Linked DNA regions of Homo sapiens: region 2 is linked to region 1. Evidence: read pairs that join two places in POLR2A ChIA-PET (ENCODE). Cell type or tissue: PC-3. All regions are shown on one strand. Each heading gives the region's core, and the rest is flanking DNA. Links, peaks and the distances in the headings are about the cores only.

Region 1 (5,389 bases), core at 309-5,308:
GACTATTCAGATTTCTCCAGTTTATTTTTTCTGCTATTTTTTTTCTCTGCTCCAGGATTCAATCCAGGATACCATGTTGCATTTAGTTGCTATCTTTGTAATGTCTCAGTCTTCTTCAGACTGTGACAGTTTCTCAGTCTTTTCTTGTTTTTGTCATTTTTCTTTTAACCTTGACATTTATAAAAAATCCTGGTTAAATATTTTGCAGAATGTCCTCACTTTGGATTTGTCATGATTAGACTGGGGTTGTGAATTTTTAGAAAAGCTGTCACAAGGATAATGTGCCATTTTTTTTCATATCACATCAGGGGTGGAAGATAAGGCTGCAACGATTTAAGGTTCTGCTACACTGGTAAAACTTTTAGGGCCGGGTGTGGTGGCTCACGCCTGTAATCCCAGCACTCTGGGAGGCCTAGGCGGGCAGATCACCTGAGGTCAGGAGTTCGAGACCAGCCTGGCCAACATGTGAAACCCCGTCTCTACCAAAAGTACAAAAATTAGCCAGGCGTGGTGGCTGGCGCCTGTAATTACAGCTACTCAGGAGGCTGAGGCAGGAGAATTGCTTGAACCAGGGAGGCGGAGGTTGCAGTGAGCTGAGATGGTGCCACTGCACTCCAGCCTGGGAGACAAGAGCAAGACTCTGTCTCAAATAAAACAAAACAAAAAACAAACAAACAGAAAAAACTTTTAGGAGTCCAGCATCTGGGGCATATCGGCATATGCCTTCTAAAGTGAAAGATGTAGCTATGCCTTACACTGCTCACCACACAGAACAAGGCCCATTGCTTGGTGGGACACTTTGGATTTTGGTGGCAATGTATTTTGATGTGCTTCTCTGGTATATTTACCAGATAACAATAACCCATAAGACTGTCAGGTTTTAGTGGATCCCAGACCAAGAAAAGGGTCTGCAGTAAGAGTAGACTATAGTGAAATCTGGTCTTCCATTTGAGTGTTATGACTTAGTATTGAAAGTGTATGCAGTCATAAAAAGGAATGAGATCATGTCCTTTGCAGGGAATGGAGGGAGCTGGAAGTTGTTATCCTCTGTAAACTAACACAAGAACAGAAAACCAAGCACTGCATGTTCTCACTCATAAGTGGGAGCTGAACAATGAGAACACATGGTCGCAGGGAAGGGAACAACACACAATGGGGCCTGTCAGGGCGAGGGGGAGGAAGAGCATCAAGATAAATAGCTAATGCACACGGGGCTTAATACCCAGGTGATGGGTTGATAGTTGCAGCAAACAATGATGGCACACATTTACGTATGTAAGAAACCTGCATGTCCTGCATAGGTATCCTGGAACTTAAAATAAAATAAAATTAAGGGCTGGGTGCGGTGGCTCATGCCTGTAATCCCAGCACTTTGGGAGGCCAAGGCGGGCCAATCACTTGAGCTCAGGAGTTTGAGACCAGCCTGGCCAACATGGCGAAGCAGAGGTTGCAGTGAGCTGAGATCATGCCACTGCACTCCAGCCTGGGCAACAGAGTAAGATTCTGTCTCAAAAAACAACAACAACAACAACAAAAAATTAAGTTAAAAAATAAAAAAAGAAAATGTGTGTGTCTAGAAGCTGAGAGCAGTTTGGTGGGGTAGGTTGTGGAGATGTTGGTCAAAGCATACAAAATTTCACTTAGACTGGAGGAAAAATTCAACAGGTCTATTCTACAACATCGTGGTTATAGTTAATAAAAATGTATTGTATACTTGAAAATTGCTGAGGATAGAAAATGACTGAGGTGAGTCTCAATCAATTTAGAGGTTTATTTCACCAAGGTTGAGGATGTGCCTGGGCAAAAGGAACACAAAATCACAGTAACATCTGTGATCTGTGCTGTTTTCAAAGAGGATTTAGGGACTTCAGTATTTAAAGGGGAAAGAGCAGGCAGTAGGGGAAGGAGGACAGAAAAAGGGAAGGAGAGTAGGTAAGAGGCAAGTGCTTGCACTCCTCTGAGGCTTTGTGCAGGGTTCACTGAATTCACATTTTACATGTGAAAAGAGGGGGTAGAGAAATAGTCAACTATGCATTCATCTCTTGCTCTGTGAATATGAATTTTTACATAAGATGAAGTAAAGATAGAGTGGAGGAAGCAGTCAAATATGCATTTGTCTCAGGTGAGCAGAGGGATGACTTCTAGTCCTATCTTTGTCCTGTACCTGTGAAAATACAGACAACACTGATTTATATTGTCAGGGTAAAATTCCATAGAACACTGTTTTAAGGTAAAGATCTTGGGACCCACAAGGAATTTCCTTCTGAGCAAATTGTAAGGGAGGCCTCCTAGGGTGGTATGTGAACTTCTGTCTTTGGAGCTATCTATTTAGAAACAAAATGGGAGACAGTTTTGCATGACTCAGTTCCCAAGCTTAACTTTTCCCTTTGGCATAGTGAGTTTGGAGTCCCTGAGAGTTCATTTTTCTTTCACAAGATATACAGTCATGCATCACTTAACGGCAGGGCTAGGTTCTAAGAAATGTGTTGTTAGGTGACTTATTCATTGTGCAAACATCATAGCAATGTACTTACACAAACCTACTACACACCTAGGTTCTACGGGATAGCCTATTGCTCCTAGGTTACAAGCCTGTACAGCATGTTACTGTACTGAACATTGTAGGCAATTATAACACAATGGTAAATATTCATGTATCTAAGCATACCTAAGATAGGAAAGACACAGTAAAAATGCCATATAAAAGATTAAAATACTACTGTTGTATAGGGCACTTACCATGAATGGAGTTTGCAGAACTGGAAGTTGTTCTGGGTAAGTCACTGAGTGAGTGGTAAGTGAATATGAAGGCCCACGCCATTACTGTACACTACTGTAGACTTTATAAACACTATATACTTAGGCTACAGTAAACTTATTTTTAACAATTTATTTTTTTAATAATAAATTAACTTTAGCTACTGTAACTTTTTTACTTTGTAAACTTTAAAAATTTTTTTTAAACTTTTTGGCTCTTGTGTAATAATACTTAGCCTAAAACACAAATACATTGTACAGATGTAGAAAATATTTTCTTTCTTTATATCCTTATCCTGTAAGCTTTTAAAAATTTTTACAATTTTTAAATTTTTATTTTTTTTATTTTAAAGAAATAGAGACTGAGTCTCACTATGTTGCCCAGGCTGGTCTTGAACTGGCTCAAGGGATCCTTCTGCCTTGGCCTCACAAAGCGCTGGGATTACAGGTGTGAGCCACCACACAGAGTCAATTTGTTTGTTTGTTTTTTAACATTTTAAACTTTTTGGTTACTAAGATACAAACATGCACATTAGCCTAGGCCTACACAGGGTCAGGATTGTCAACATCACTGTTTTCTACCTCCACATCTTGTCCCACTGGAAAGTCTTCAGGAGCAATAACATGCACGGAGCTGTCATCTCTTGTGATAACAATGCCTTCTTCTGGAATTCCTCCTGAAGGACCTGCCTGAGGCTATTTTACAGTAAACTTTTTTTTCTTTTAATATAAGTAGGAGTACACTCTAAAATAACAATAAAAAGGCCGGGTGCGGTGGCTCACACCTGTAATCCCAGCACTTTGGGAGGCTGAAGCGAGCGGATGACGAGGTCAGGAGATCAAGACCATCCTGGCTAACACGGTGAAACCCCGTCTCTACTAAAAATACAAAAAATTAGCCGGGCGTGGTGGCGGGCGCCTTTAGTCCCAGCTACTCCGGAGGCTGAGGCAGGAGAATGGCGTGAACCCGGGAGGCGGAGCTTGCAGTGAGCCGAGATCACGCCACTGCTCTCCAGCCTGGGAGAGAGCGAGACTCTGTCTCAAAATAAATAAATAAATAAGTAAAATAACAATAAAAAGTATAATATAGTTAATACGTACACCAGTAACATAGCGCTTTGTCATTATCAAGTATTATGGACTGTACATAATTGTATGTGCTGTGCTTTTATATAACTGGCAGTAAAGTAGGTTTGTTTATCCCAGTATCTCCACACATGTGTAAGTAATACATTGCCCTACAATGATATGACGGCTATGACTTCGCTAGGCAATAGGAATTTTTCATTCCATTATAATCGTATGGGACCACTGACATACATGCAATCTGTTGTTGATGGAAACTTTGTTATGTGGCATGTGACTGTATAAACAAATATATTTCAAATTATTTAGAAACTATGGTAATTTATTATGAGACAAGAATTGGGCATCTCATATTTAAAAAGCAACTTATTTTTGTTTTTCTAAACAATTTTTTGAAAGATTCAACCTTGAAATGAAGACTACCTTGTCTATGCCTATGAAGTAAAACACAGAATCATTTTTTAACCATTTTTTTTTACTTTGAAAAAAAGTGTTTACTGCTCTGTCTTCCTTTCTAAACCTGTCCATGTGATTTTGTGATCTTTTCCCACTATAAAATCAAAATACCTTTATTGTATAAAACTTTAAACATACATCAAAGAATATAGGTAGAAAAAATACAATTTGACTGGATCTAAATCACTGTTTTTATTTTAACTGTTGTCTTTTTTATTTGTAGTTGTGTTCAGGCACGTGAATGTGAGTGGGTTGTTTTTGTGTGTAAATATTTAACAAAAATTGGAATACATATGTATCAGGCTTATCTTAAGCAGCATGTCAAATCTTTTTGGCCTTGACTATTTCTAAGGCCTTTGGCCACCAATTCTTCCCTGGCTGTCAGTGAGTAACCAAATGTGTGGGCTCTACAAACTGCACACAGACAAAAATCCCTACTGTCCTTTACCTCCTGCCCGCACTGGATGCCACTCACCTCCCACTCTTGGCTTCCCTCTTGCATTTGAGGTGTGTGAATCCATGAGACCCACTTGGTGTCCCACATGCGGAATCTGGAAAGGTTGAGGAGTTAATGCACCATGGGGAAAACCTTTCACCAATGAGATACAAACATTGAGGGGTAAATTCTTCTCCTTGGGACAGATTGTCCCGGGATGCAGTATATCATACACTCTCTTGAGAGGGAGCTTTATGAGATTAAGCAATCAGTTGCGCTTGTTATCACGTGATGGCCAGCTTGGAAATACAACCTTGAGCTAACTTAACCCTGTTTTTTGGCTGCACCTTCTTTTACCTAACTCCTGCTCCCAGGGATTGCACTCTCTGAAAAAATATAGCACATAAGCTTCAGCTTCAAGCTCTAGGTTCTGGGGGTACTCAGGTGTAGCAGACACTGTGGATGCTCTGCCAATTTTCCTCTTAGCATTTACCACAATACTTCACGCTGGCGGGATTCCAACTGCCAGTTTCTGCATCTCTTTTCCCAAGGGTTTTTCTGGCAGCCAGAGCCTATTCTGCACTCATTCATGGCAAGCTGAATGTGCCAGAGAATTAATGGCCTGTGGGAGCATACCTCCAACAATGACTGACA
Region 2 (5,389 bases), core at 89-5,088, 910 kb after region 1:
ATTTGCAAGAGGCCCTTATTCTGCCAAGCTTTCTTAGGTCTGATGGAATGAGATGAGAATAACAACTGCACACTCAGTGAGTAGGATCTCAGGCATGGGCTTTCAGACATAAGATGTGATGCAGGGGAGAGGGGAACAAGTTAGATCATATAATCTCCAAAGTTTCCTCTAACTGGAAAGTCTAAGGTTCTGCCATTCAGTGGACTCTCTACATGGGTTTGTTAATCCCATTTTACAGAAGGAAAGATTCAAACAAGGAGAGAGCAAGGACAATGAAGGGGAGCGGGGGCCTCTTCATCAGTGCTCAGTATGTGACCCACAGGGTCAGACTGACAATTTAGAAAAGAGGAGCCAAGGCCATCACAAGGATGCTCTGCTGAAGCCTCAAGGAAACGTGATCCCACCAGCAGCATTGCATCACATGTGAGCTGCTTAGACATGCAGAATCTCTCACCCCTCCTCAGACCTACTAATCACAATCTGCATTTAATGAGACCCCAAGTTCTTCATATACACATTAGAGTTCGAGAAACACAGGCTCTGGTTTGCATTTCTCTGATGATTAGTGATGTTGAGCAGTGATTACATTTATAGTAGCAAGACTCTAGAAAGTAGTTACAACTATGAACTAGCTTTTTAAAAATATAATTGCAACTTTATTTTAGATTTGGGGGCATGCATACATGTGCAGGTTTGTTACATGGGTATACTGTATATTGTGTGATGCTGAGGTTTGGGATATGAATGGCCCGATCACCCAGATAGCAAGCATAGTACTCAACAGTTTTTCAACACTTTCCCCTTCTCTTCCTCCCTCCTCTAGTGGTCTTCATTGCCTATAAGTGACAACATGTGGTATCTGGTTTCTGTTCCTACAATAATTTGCTTAGAATAATGGTCTCCAGCTGCATCCATGTTGCTGCAAAGGACATGATTACATTCTTTTTTATGGCTGCAGCATATTCCATGGTGTATATTTACCACATTTTCTTTATCCAGTCCCCCACTGATGAGCACCTAGGTTGATTCCATGTCTTTGCTATTGTGAATAGTGCTGCGATGAACATACATGTGCATGTGTCTTTTTGGTTGAACACTTTGTTTTCTTTTAGATATATACTCAGTAATGGGATTGCTAGGTCAAATGGTATTCCTGTTTTAAATTCTTTAAGAAATCTCCAAGCTGCTTTCCACAGTGGCTGAACTAATTTACATTCCCACCAACAGTGTATAAACCTTAGCTTTTCTCTGCAGCCTCACTAGCATCTGTTGTTTTTTGATTTTTTGATAATAGCCATTCTGACTGATGTGAGATGGTATCTCATTGTGGTTTTGATTTCCATTTCTCTGATATTTAGTGATGTTGAGCATGTTTTCATGTTTCTTGGCCACTTGTATGTCTTCTTTTCAGAGGTGTCCATGTCTTGCCCATTTTTTAAATGGGGTTATTTGGTTTTTTGCTTAATTATTTAAGCTCCTTAAAGATTCTGGATACTAGACCTTTATTACATAGTTTGCAAATATTTTCTCCCATTCTGTAGGTTGTCTGTTTACTCTGTTGATAGTTTCTTTGGCTGTGCAGAAGCTTTTTCATTTAATTAGGTTCCACTTGTCAGTTTTTGCTTGTGTTGGAATTGCTTTTGAGAACTTATTCATATATTATTTCCCAAGGCTGATGTCCAGAATGGTGTTTCCTAGGTTTTCTTCTAGAATTCTTACAGTTTGAGGTCTTACATTTAAATCTTTAATCCATCTTTAGTTAATTTTTATATATGGTAAAAGGTAGGGATCCTGTTTTATTCTTCTGCCTATGGCTAGCCAGCTATCCCAGCACCATTTATTGAATAGGGAGTCCTTTCCCCATTGCTTATTTTTGGAAGACTTTGTCAAAAATTAGACAGCTGTAGGTGTGAGGCTTATTTCTGGGTTCTCTATTCTGTTCCATTGGTCTATGTGTCTGTTTTTGTACCAGTATCATGCTGTTTTGGTTACTGTAGCCTTATAGTACAGTTTGAAGCCGGGTAATGTGATGCCTCCAGCTTTGTTCTTTTTGCTTAGGATTGCTTTGGCTATTTGGGCTCTTTTTTAGTTCAATGTGAATTTTATAATAGTTTTTTCCTAATTTTGTGAAAAAATTCTGTTGGTCATTTGATAGCAATAGCATTGAATCTGTAGATTGCTTTGGGTAGTATTGCCATTTTAACAATATTGATTCTCCCAATTCATGAATATGGAATGTTTTTGTATTTGTTTGTGTCATCTATGATTTCTTAGCAGTGTTTTGTAGTTCTCTCTGTAGAGATATTTCACCTCCTCTGTTAGATATATTCCCAGGTATTTTATTTTTTGTCTCGCTATTGTAAATGGGATTGCCTTATGAACTAGCATTGACATAGAATTCTGACATTCTTATAGGATCAGGCCAGCTTTCTAAGCTGGGAGGCATTGTTTCCCATACAGCATCCTCTACTGAAATACTAAGCTTTCTTTTTTACAATATGAGTTTAAATCTGGTAAAGGTACTGTAGAAGGAGTTACCATCAATTTCAGGCTACAGCTGTCTTTCCTTCTCTCTCTCTCTCTCTCTCCCTCCTCTTCCCCATCTCTGGAGGACAGATTTGCATTAATAATAGTTTTGATTTTTAACACATTGTTAGTATTAATTAGTCTACTGTTCTATGTCTTAAGAGGAGAACACCAGCCTTGCATGAGATGGAGATTATGAATCACAGTTTGTTTGGTAGTTTGCTGGATCTCCTTGTCCACATTTACTCCTGACTTCTAATTCTGCATTGGCTAGAATTTTCTTTGCTTAACTAAGCAGGAAACCATTTTCTCTTTAATTTGGGTACTACTACATTCTAATTTTATTTTACTGATGATCTGACTAGAAAGTGACAACCAAGCATAAACCTGTGTTAATAATTTAATTTTTCTTTTATTTTCTTTGTATCTGGGGAAGGTACTGCAGAAATTATTTGTTGTAAAACAGTTTTGATAAGATCTAACATATGGGCAATCCTGGGGAAGAAAAAAAAGAATTAAATCACAGGTTTTATGTTGAGCTATATGGAATTGCCATTTTTACAGGTTAAAAACAAGTCAAATATGGGCAATTTCATACAGTTCAGATTAATTAGAATATTTTAGTTTAGAATTTCTTGACAAGAAATATTGAAAAAATAGAAAGTGCTGTTTCTGGAGGCTGCATTGTTTATTTTACTTGGAGACTTGTTTTTATGAAATTAAAAAAAAATGTTTTCAGAGGCTAGATAACCATCTTTGTATTCTAAGCCACCATAAAGAATAGTGTATTAGAAAGTAAGGTTCAGTTATAGATTCAGGATGAATGTATGTGTCCTTGAAGGAGATTTATTTTTTGCATGTGTGAAAGAAAGGTAGATATAAATGGTGCTAGACTTTGACACCAAAAATTAGGGCAAGTTTCTTTTCTACTTCCTTGTCACAGTCAGGTAAACTCTGATAGGAGTAAGAAGAGAAGATATTTCCCCTACAGACCCACCACCAAGTTACCACCACTCTAGTTGGAAGGTGGGAGAGTATTTGAATATTTCAAAGCAAAGTAGTCCCTTTTTGGTTAATTATTACAATCATACTATAAGCATGCTGAGTCTCCATGGCACTCTGGGCATAATTCTATGACAGCCTGAACTGCATCACAGTGTAATTGTGTGTTTCAATGTCTGTTTTTCCCATACCAGCCCAATATCACACTTTGAGTAGTAAAGTAGGAATCATGCTTATTTGTAATGATGTGCCTAGTGAGTGCCAAGGGAGCTTAGCACACAGTAGGCATTAATAAGTATTTTCTTTCAAATGTAAAAGTTTGTTAAATAAATGACTTTTAATAACAAGTCACATTAGAAAAAATTGATTATATTAAAAATCTTTGTGGAGTATGGAAATCAATTTGGCAATAAGTAAGAATCCTGTGAACTAGTAATTATAATAAAAGGTCACATCTATGAACTAGTAATTACAAGATATTTATCTTAGTCTGAAATTTGAAAATAGCATTAGGTAAAAAAAAGTTTATGTCAACATTATATATGAGTTATAAAACTGAAAACAACCCAAAAACCCAAGAGTACAATATTATATTATAGAGAAATTAATGATGTTTTTGGAATATTTAATCATATTGGAAAATGCTCAAGAAAGGTGGGTCAAAAATAAAAAATGATATTAATGTCCTGCTTACATTAGTTCAATTAGCATTACATCACCAGAATGTCCTAAGTTATTCAAATTTCTACCAAAATAGTTTTTGTAATGGCTATAGAATATGCCATTGGATATAAATATTATAAATTATCAACTGTTTTATAAATATATATATATATATATACACATGTACACACGCATACTAAACAATGACATATGGATGAGATCATATATGCCTATTGTTCTGCATCTTCCTTTTCTCGGTTAACAATATACTCTAGAGAGCTCACCACACAAGCGTGTGCAGATCTTTCTCACTTCTTTTTAATGCCAGGACAGTATGCATTTGCAGAGATATATGTTGACTTTCCAAAACAACTCTTATTGATACTTTTAGGCTATTTATAGCTTTTTGTTATTAAAAAAATTCTGTAAGTATATACCTTTGATATATGTTTTTGTGCATTTATACAAGTATTTATATAGCATAAATTCTGAAATTTGCTGAATTAAAGAGAATTTTCACTTAAAAAATTTGAACAGACGTTGCCAAATTGCTCTCCAAATTATCACACTAATTAACATTCTCTTCTGTATGAAAGTAACTGCTTCATTTTAAAATGGAAATAATGAATGGGATATATTTGTGTTTATGTATTTGTTTGGGATTGAAATAGAGCTCAAGAACGCCAATGATACTATGGCACAACTGAAGTAGGTTTTTCTCCCTCCTTCCCTATCTCCCTTCCCACCTCTTCTTCCTCTTCACCTTCCTTCAATTTTTCTTTCCTTACTTCCCTCTTTCCCCTCTTCCTCCTTTCTTTCCCATCATTCTACCTTAGTATTTTATCTAATGGGAGAAGAGATAGAGGAAAAATTAGACTGAAGGACAGTGAAGAATCTGAAGAAAGCAGGAAATGGGCTTAAGTTGGAAGCAGACTGTTGGGAATACATGGAAATCTGCAGAGTGGAGCAAGTCAGACATACTGAGGAGGACGGACAGTTTGGATATGATTTTCTCATCTGGGGAACTTGTTTAAAAATGAGGTCTGCAGTAGGGCCTAAGATTCTGCATTTCTTTCTCTCGTTCCCTCCCCTCCCCTCCCCCTCCTCCTCTCCTCCTCCTTCTCTCCTCCTCCTCCTCCTCCTTCTCCTTCTTCTTGGGTGGGGGTAGAGACAGGGGTTTCACTATGTCACCCAAGGG

What was found. ChIA-PET counts read pairs that join two places held together with the same protein. Peaks named below come from ENCODE experiments on the same cell type or tissue, not always from the same donor. Only the 100,000 strongest peaks of a DNase experiment are listed, where the experiment ranks them.
Region 2: POLR2A ChIA-PET joins it to region 1 with 7 read pairs; 2 of 35 experiments call an interaction of 5 or more read pairs at or near these places.

Annotation. Positions count from the first base shown.
Region 1 is chr3:132,222,966-132,228,354 of GRCh38, reverse strand. No RefSeq gene overlaps it. Among named protein-coding and RNA genes, the nearest start is that of TRC-GCA6-1, 3.5 kb to the left of the region's middle. In PC-3, for the core only: no CTCF peak of the experiment used is centred there; a DNase peak (open chromatin) is centred at 2,444; H3K27ac peaks cover 1,337 bases.
Region 2 is chr3:131,317,720-131,323,108 of GRCh38, reverse strand. All of the region lies in intron 17 of NEK11 (NIMA related kinase 11), which reads right to left. Among named protein-coding and RNA genes, the nearest start is that of NUDT16-DT, 61 kb to the left of the region's middle. In PC-3, for the core only: no CTCF peak of the experiment used is centred there; no DNase peak of the experiment used is centred there.